Regions from separate parts of the Mus musculus genome. Here region 2 is linked to region 1. Evidence: chromatin loops called from intact Hi-C (ENCODE). Cell type or tissue: gastrocnemius. All regions are shown on one strand. Links, peaks and the distances in the headings refer to the core of each region. The heading gives the core; the rest is flanking DNA.

Region 1 (4,396 bases), core at 249-4,248:
CTAGCATGGGTTTCCTAGTATGTCATCCTTTGTATATGATCACACGTGCCCTAGACCTGGCAAACCTCCTAATAGAGTTACCTGAGGATAAGGCAAACATAGGAACTTGTGCCATTCACACACATGTACACAAAAGCATATGCATACATACACACCCAAACACACATACACACAAGCCCAGGCCCAGTGGCACAGAGAGCATGCTTTTACACATGGCCAGGAGCATATCAGTGTAGAAAGGCCCCTCCTAGGTGAGCATTAGGGTTATTATGGAGGTTAGTGTGGGGATAACGAACTTTAGCAAAGTGTATGTGAGCATCTTTAATTGTGCCTTTCTCTTAGGGGAGTGGGCGGGGCTCCTCTGCTTTTCCATGTGTTCTAGTGTTTTCCCATTTGGGCTTCCACAGGCCTCAGTGTGATTCTTCTGTGTTCCCCAGACAATGACTGACTGGGTTCTGGTTTGCAGGCTGTTCCGTGCTGCTCACTATAACATTGCCTACCCTGAGGAAAAACTATGCACAAACATTAAGACTTTGGAAGAGTTTCCATATCCTACTTCTTTAATGAGTACTATAAAATAAATTCATAGGTCAATTTTTACTGTTGAAGAAAAAATGGGAAACGTAATCTGTCTATGCCAAAACAGATGAAGGGGGATGAAAAAAAGAGAGGTGTTTTTAGTTCCTAGATTTTAAGAAATATCAAAAAAAATCATATTGGTATACACAGCTTGAATCTCTCTTGGGAAGGACACAGGATCAATAGGGGTCAATGGGGGTAGAAGGATGTATGGGAGGCCTGCCAAGTGCAAATAAGTATTTATGACAATGGCCTCCTGTCCCACACTACCATGCACATGAACTTTTACATAGTTGAAAGTGTTTTGATTCTTTGAAAAAGTCTTATCATTTTACATGGATGAGTGCATGTGTTTCTATGACTGCATGTGTGCTGTGTGCACGGAAGCCAGAAGAGTGCACCGGATCTCCTGTCCCCTGGTTCTGCATGGTTGTGAGCCACCTTGTGGGTGCAGGGAAATGAACCCAGGTCCTCTGCAAGAGCAGCCAGTGCCCTTAACAGCTGAGCCATCACTCAGGACCAGTTCGGGTTTTTTGCTGGTCAGAGTAGCCCATTGTAGAAACCATATTGGTGTCCAGTGCTTCCCAGTAGAAAGTTTCCAGCTGGGTTGTAGGACACAACCTGGTAGTGAGTATCATTAATTTCTGATCCCTTAATTAAATTATTGTATCAAAACCATCAAGTATTAGCAACCTCAGATAATAGCCACACCTCTTCTAGATACAACTGTGCAATATCAGTGACAGCTCATTGGAGATTGGTGGAACTCTATCCCAGGACAGAGAGGGGCTACCCACCATATAAGGTATCAAGGGCCCAAAGTCTTCCTAATTCGGGCCTGTCAAGGGATGCTCTGCTGTCTGGCCACTGGGACAGCTGTGGTCTGGCTTCCCCACAGCAGGGTGGTGGAGACCCCACAGAAGGCCTCTAAGAGCCTGGCCTTAGAAGGCATTGATGTAGCGGGACACTAACAAAAGACCAACAGCCTCAACATGAGGGAAGCACCATGCACCTGGTCATAGGCAGTAGAAAGTTCTAGAAGAAATGATCTTGTCAAGCCTACTCTGGTTATACTAATAGAACCTGAAGTGCTTTGTCTGGAGAACATTTTTTTTAACTGAGGTTTGCTAAATTGTGCTCCTGAGAAACTGCACAAATTCTCTCCCAGGGATAACGTGAGGAGGAATATGTACCTTTAACAACAGGTTAATTGACATAAGCAGGTTGGGTGCCCCTGAACCTCTTCCCGAGAAGATGACGCTGCATCATGTGGCCACTAGAGGGTGGTGGTTGTCCATTGAGCACAAGAAGAACCTCCTGGACCTGTGTGCTGGCATCTCAGTGACATTTCAGATAGAGATGGGAGTGGGGGTGGCTACTGCAGTGATTTCAACAGAGCAGGATTAGGGGCAGGGGCTTCATTCCTATCGCGGGTCCCCTTGATAGGCTGTGAAAAAAAAAAAAAACATCAGATAGTTTAGTTTTCCAGTTATGTGATTCTCTTCAGTGCATGGGGCCACCATCTGTGAAAGGTGCCCCATCCCACCTCCTGCAGAAGCATGGGCCAATTCGGCCAAACCAACTGACAGAGTCCTTTTCTGGGACAGAGGCTGTAGAGTGTAATTAATGGGAGTTCTTCAGATGCTCATTTCCAGACAGCTTTAGCTTTACCTAGAAATGCTAGGGAAAAGTCTGTCCCGTGTTCAAGGACATCCAAGTCCCTTGTATTTCGGTGTGGCACTGGATGTCAGCCCCTTTCCAAACTGTGTTGACATAGAGACCATGTTCATTTACACAGTGTGGGACTGTGACAGCAGCTCCAGCTTGTCTGGGTCCTCCTCTTTACCCAGGGGAGCAAGGGGAGCCTGGGTTAGCATCCCAGGGACACTGTAGGGGCTGCTCTAAAGGAGGATGCCACTAGTCAAATATGCTTGTGTCCTGACACCCCAGCTGCTCAAAGTTCAGCTGCAGTCCCCCTGACATCCACCTGAGGGCATACAGGCAGCCAAGCCTTTATAAGGGTTGTTAGTGTCAGAGCCTGGGTCCTGGCAGCTGGACAACCTACACTGTGGCCACCCATTTCCCATGGACCTGTTAGACAGAAGTAAGAAGCAGACAAAGCCTGGGTATGGTGGTCAGTGCCTTTTTTCCAATACTCGGGAAGCTGAGACAGTTGGATACCTTTGAGTTCTACATAATGAGTTGCGAGAGAGTCAAGCTACATAAGAGAAAGACTCTTTAAGATCAAACAAATAAAAGAAACAAAAAGTAGCAGAAAAAGAAGATATAATTTAAGTCAGCACTTTGGGAAGAGGAACAAATAATTAGGTCCAAGGTCAACCCACTCCAACTTAGGGTCCTCGAATGAGGGTTCCTTTGCAATAGAAAGCAAGAAGTGTGCAAAACTAAGCAGTCCTGATTGAGGCGAGGTTGGGCCCACACTGAGCCACCACAGCCTTTTCACCATTGTCTCCTGTGAGGTGATCTGACCAGTGACCAGAACTCTGTGAGGCTTTTGTGGGAGCCAAGTTTCTCCTCCTGCCAGTGCCAGGCTTCATCCTTGGCCCTCTGCCTGCAGAAAATTCCCAAAGGGATTCCAATTGTTTCCGGTGTTTCTGCTTCCGTTTCCCGGTATCTGACAGAAGGGGTGCAGTGTCTCTTTGGAGCGTCTTCACGTGTTCCAGGTCAGTTATATCTCCCCAGTCTTCCTTTGTACAGCCGTGTTGAGTGAAGATGCCCATGTCCAAAAATACCAACATAAATGGAATAGAAGTTGGAGCCAGGGTTAGTGTAAAATTAATTGTTTTTTAATGTAAATCTAAGTAAAACATGAATCCGGCAGCTGTATTTCTTTACCTTCTGTAGTCCTCAACAACCACACAGAGAAGTACAATTTATTAAAATACCCTTCAGCCGGGCGGTGGTGGCACATGCCTTTAATCCCAGCACTTGGGAGGCAGAGGCAGGTGGATTTCTGAGTTCGAGGCCAGTCTGGTCTACAAAGTGAGTTCCAGAACAGGTAGGGCTATACAGAGAAATCCTGTCACGAAAAACCAAAAAACAAAAAAACAAAAACAAAAAAACCCTTGAGGCGAATACTGAGCAATCTTACTCCATACTAAACCTGCAAGTTCATCAGGATTCCTCCCAGACAATATCTCCACATTACTTGCAATTTTTGCCCTTTCTTGATCCACCTCTCTCTCCTTAAGGTTCCAAGACCTGTCCTCATGGCTCCACTCCTTCCCTTCCTGTCTCTTTCCCCACCCCTCCTAGAATAGGAAGTCCCACCTTATCCTCTCTAAAGCTCTGGATTGGCTCATTGGCTTTTATTGGCAAGGCAGAGAATGAATAAGGAGCAGTGTTTACAGAAACTTGAGACAGGAGCTTCTAAGAATAAACAGAGCAGAGCTATGTCAGGATCAAACCCAGATAGTGGGATAGAGGAAACAGTGATTGAAATAACACAAGGCTAAACTTTACACAGGGTGCAAAAACATTACACCTACAGGTAAGAGCACATACAAGGTCTTGCCAGGCAACCCTACACAAGAATCTTTGCTCTAGACTCTTTTGGTTATATCTATAGTTGAAAGGGCTGGCACTATTGTCCTCATTTTGTTGTTGGCTTGGATACAGAACAAGCCATGAAGCACATGCTGACTTCAAAACTTTAGCTTCCTCTACCCTAACTTCTCAAGTACCATGTCACATCTATTCTGGCTAGTTTCTTGTCAACCTGATACAGACAGCATCTGCGAAGTTAGACTTGACAGTCATCAGGAAGAGGGAAGCTCAGCTGAGGAAATGTTTCCTC
Region 2 (4,396 bases), core at 79-4,078, 230 kb after region 1:
CATAGGATTTCTTCCTTAGATTCTCCATAATGGGATCTTCAGTTCACCTCTCTGAGCCAGAACCTGTACAATGGCACTGCTTGGCACAGTGGCCAGGCGATTCATGGCATTGCTTATATTAACACTGATTAAAATTAAATAAAACATTATGTCTCTTCTTCATACTGGCTGGCATTTTGCCACCCAGGCTGGCGCTCTGGGAAGCTGGAGGCCATCCAATTGAGCAATATTCTCTGGAGCGTTTCCCTCACGACAAGGAACTCAGGTGGACAGGCTGACTGACTCCACGGTGCGGGAGTTATCTCAGCCTTCTCTTCCACTTCTGACCCTGCCCCACATCTCTCAGCTTTATTCTGTTTAAACGGCTTCCTCTTCTGGCTTATGACTGTATCACCAGTCATCTGAATTATGACTCAAAGTCAGTATCTAAACCCATAACCCATCCACCGTGTCCCTTCAGATGGCAGGCCCATGCTGTATGCTGGTTTACACCATTGTCACCTCCATAAAGTCCTGGTTACCTGGAACCTCACGTGCTTCTTCTGGTGCACTTAGAAATGTATGCATGTAGGCAAAATGTCATACACGTAAAATGAAGAAAGAATTTCTCAGAGGCACAAGGTTCCTACAGAAGTCAGAGAGGGCATCGGATCCTCTGGAACTGGAGTTACAGATGTTCTAAGCACCATGTGGGGACTGGGACTCAAACCCAGGTCTTCTGGAAGAGTGACCAGTGTTATTAACCGCTGAGCCATCTTGCCAGCCCCAGGATTTGACCTCTTGGTGGCTGTGCAGTGTTTCACATGTGATCGGCTGTACAGTGTTTCACATGTGATCGGCTGTGCAGTGTTTCACATGTGATCGGCTGTGCAGTGTTTCACATGTGATCGGCTGTGCAGTGTTTCACATGTGATCGGCTATGCAGTGTTTCACATGTGATAGGCTATGCAGTGTTTCACATGTGATCGTCTAGGCCACTCACACAGTGAGCTAATTCTCAAAGCCCTTTCTGCTTTCTGACCTGTATTGGAGACATTGGGAGCTTTTCAGGGAAGAAAACTGTGATTGTTTGTATCTGAAGAGACACGATCTAGTTAGTAACAGAGGTGCTCTATCTGGGGCTTGTTTGTCTGCTGTGGTCCGGGACAAGTTGCTTTCTCACCCTCCAGTTCTTCCCTGCTGTGGAGAGTCTGCTGGCTTTGAAGACTGAGTTAGGTCCATGTGCAGTGTTGGTTGTAGAATTGATCCTGACTGCAGCATTTGCCAGATGGTAGCTAACAGTAAAAGCCATGGTTCTGTAGAGCCTCACAGACTGCAGGTTTCCTAGGGGTAACTGACACTGGAGTATACTGGACACTTCCCTTGCTCCAGGCACAGTCAGTTAGCTGTGCACCTCTCTAGGGGAGCCACATCTCTGCTGATGTGATGAAGTGCCATGGCTACAACAAGTGGTAGGAGAAAGTGTTGGAATATATATATATATATATGTTATTTCATTGGGTTCTTATACCTCTACCTCCCTTCCAACCCCTTTCAGCCTCCCAACTCTAGGGAGGAGAGAAAGAAGGTTAGCGGAGGAGAGGTATAGATCTCTCTCCGCCAGCAAAATAGACTGCTTCCTGCTGATTACGGGGACTGGGTGCCTTGGGGAAGTCCTATCTTCCTTGTTAGGATATCTTCAGGTTCTTCTTCTTGTCCAACCACAACACCATCACCATGGTGGTGGTGTTTCTTCTTCTTCTTCCTCCTCTTTTCCCTCTTCTTCCTCCTTCCTTCTCTACCCCCTCTTTCTTATTCTTATCCCTCCCAGGGCTCTGGCATTATTCCCTCTTCAAAGCTCTCAGAATTAAACTCTGCAGCTGGCAAAAATCACTTCCTTCCTAGAGCGCGAGGCAATCATAGGTAACGGCTGTGGACAAACAGCAGCAGCCCTGTATCCCACACCCAGGATCAAATAAAAACGTGTTCACATAACTGGTTTTTGTTTTTTGTTTTTAAGAAGCCAAAGTTCTCACTACAAAGATTTCTTTGGTGCTATTCCAGAGGCAGATTCCCTTTGGGTGGAGAAGGCATGTATGATGCAGGTGCAGGAAGCCAAGAGATCATATCTCAACCCTCCATGGGAAGCAAGGAGTTTTGTGATGTGCTCCTACAGCAAGGTTCCACTTCCTAGAGGTACCATATCCTCCCCAAACAGTGCCACCTGCTGGGCACCAAGTGGCACTGCTCATTCAGATCTTTTAAAAATATGCAGTCAGACCGGCTGGACTAGTGCAGGTGAAATGAGGCCTAGACAATCTAAACCAGAGGAGAGGTTTCTGTATTTGTAAATAAGCTGATATACACAGATTACTTCTATTTATGCATGTGTGTTTGTGTGTGAGTTAGAGGAGTTTGTGAGCTGCCTGTCCTGGCTGATGGGAACTGAACTCAGGCACTCTGCAGGAGCAGTAGGCAAGCATTCCTTACCTCCGAGCCACCCCCGGCACCCCCCGAATTTCTTTTGTACTCTTTTTAAATTTTTTTATTAGATATTTTCTTTATTTACATTTCAAATGTTATCCCCTTTCTTAGTTTCCCCTCCAGAAATCCCCTATCCCCTCCCCCCTTCCCCTGCTCCCCAACCCACCCATTCCCACTTCCTGGCCCTGGCATTCCCCTATACTGGGGCATAGAACCTTCACAGGACCAAGGTCCTCTCCTCCCATTGATGACCAGCTAGGCCATCCTCTGCTACATATGCAGCTAGAGCCATGAGTCCCACCATGTGTTTCTGCCAGTGCCTGACAAATACAGAAGTGGATGCTCACAATCATCCATTGGACGAAGCACAAAGTCCCCAATTAAGGAGCTAGAGAAAGTACCCAAGGAGCTGAAGGGGTTTGCAGCCCCATAGGAGGAACAACAATATGAACCAACCAGTACCCCCAGAGCTCCCTGGGACTAAACCACCAATCAGAGAAAACACATGGTGGGACTCTTTTTTGATCTTTAACATCCATAGCAAACTACGGAGCTGACTTTTAAAGATGTCTTTAAAATGATGGTGGCTGTCTTCGCTGCGTTGATTCTCAAAGTCACTTGAACTGGTGTAGCTCAGGCGTGTTCAGATAATTGTTTGAAAGACTTGGCGTTGCCTTTCTTTGTTTGAGAACCTGCAGCCCTGTGCCTGGACTGCCTTTCCCAGGTTTAACCTCTGCTGCTGGTGACGTTGAGAAGTGGTTTGACAGAGCCTGTCTGTGCTAAGCTGCTTTGTCCTCCATGTCTTGAACTCAGCTGATTTTTGCAACAATGTCCCCTGTGTGTTTCTCATCCCAATTCCTGAGCAGTCATTCCTTGACAGTTTTATCTGTTTGGTCTAACAGAATAGCTTGTCTTTATCTCCATTTTTCTCACTATCAAACATGTTAACAAGATTCTAATTAAATACAAATATTGTTAGGAAAAATGAACAGTCCTTGTGTGAATGATCGATATTATTGGACTGCTTGTGAGAGGTAGCAACAGTGCCTGCAGGCATGTCTTACTGTTGGGTGAACAAATCAAACTACTTAGTTGAAGGTACTTAGAATACAACTATTTTTCTAACTTTCAGCTCTTATGAACTATGAGTCCCTGAAGTTATTTCTAGAGTTTATTCAATAGTGGGGAGCTGGACTGTATAAAGTTCTAAGTACTGCATTAGATCTTAAGCTAATTAAAAAAAAATAAAAGAATAGATCTGGGATTAGGGCTCCCTCAGTGAAATTGTTGAGTTGTAAAATTTGAAGTTTGGGCTTAGGTGAAGACGGCTTGAGAACATTTCGGCTACTGTTATGTAATTCCTTTCTTTATTTTCCATTTAGCTCTGATCCCGCTTGCTGTTCCTACTGACACCTGAGCCGCGGTGGCGATGCTGCTGAGGCCCTTCCAGCCCACGAGTCAACCTACTTGGTAGGAGTGTCTTTTAGCCTCAAGGCTCCTCAAGTGCAGGAAGAGAGTGATCTAGAAATGTAATTGAAAATAGAATAGCATGAAAGATATTAATGTCTTTGAATATTTATTCTCAGTGTATTTTAATATATTGATAATAATTAAAGGTCTGTGAGTTTAACCAGTGTTTTAGGATATAGAAGAGAAAAAACTGTGGCTTGATATATTCATTTTATTTTTGTATGAAGCACAATGACTCTCTAGCTTATGTCTTTTTAAACAGTTCTGTTCTTCTCCTCTCATGAGATTTTTTTTTAAAAATAAGATTTTATTTTATGTGTATGAGTGTTGGCCTGCATTGTGCATATGAATACTATGAGGTCAGAAGAGGGCGTCAGATCTCCTGGCCAATGGTTGTGAGCTGTCATGTGGGTGCTGGGAATTGAACTCAGATCCCCTGCAAGAGCAGCCAGTGCTCTTAACT

Evidence for each region. Peaks named below come from ENCODE experiments on the same cell type or tissue, not always from the same donor. Only the 100,000 strongest peaks of a DNase experiment are listed, where the experiment ranks them.
Region 2: it touches region 1 in a loop (2.5-fold over the local background); 6 of 42 quality-filtered maps call a loop at or near these places.

Annotation. Positions count from the first base shown.
Region 1 is chr5:146,185,770-146,190,165 of GRCm38, forward strand. It overlaps a transcript of 1700001J03Rik not described here. Among named protein-coding and RNA genes, the nearest start is that of 1700001J03Rik, 2.7 kb to the left of the region's middle. In gastrocnemius, for the core only: a CTCF peak has its summit at 1,860 (motif pointing right); DNase peaks (open chromatin) are centred at 1,873, 2,586 and 3,147.
Region 2 is chr5:146,418,073-146,422,468 of GRCm38, forward strand. It overlaps Wasf3 (WAS protein family, member 3), which reads left to right. Exons shown (of 10, transcript NM_145155.3): 2 at 3,846-3,933. Among named protein-coding and RNA genes, the nearest start is that of Wasf3, 35 kb to the left of the region's middle. In gastrocnemius, for the core only: a CTCF peak has its summit at 2,214 (motif pointing left); DNase peaks (open chromatin) are centred at 204 and 2,193.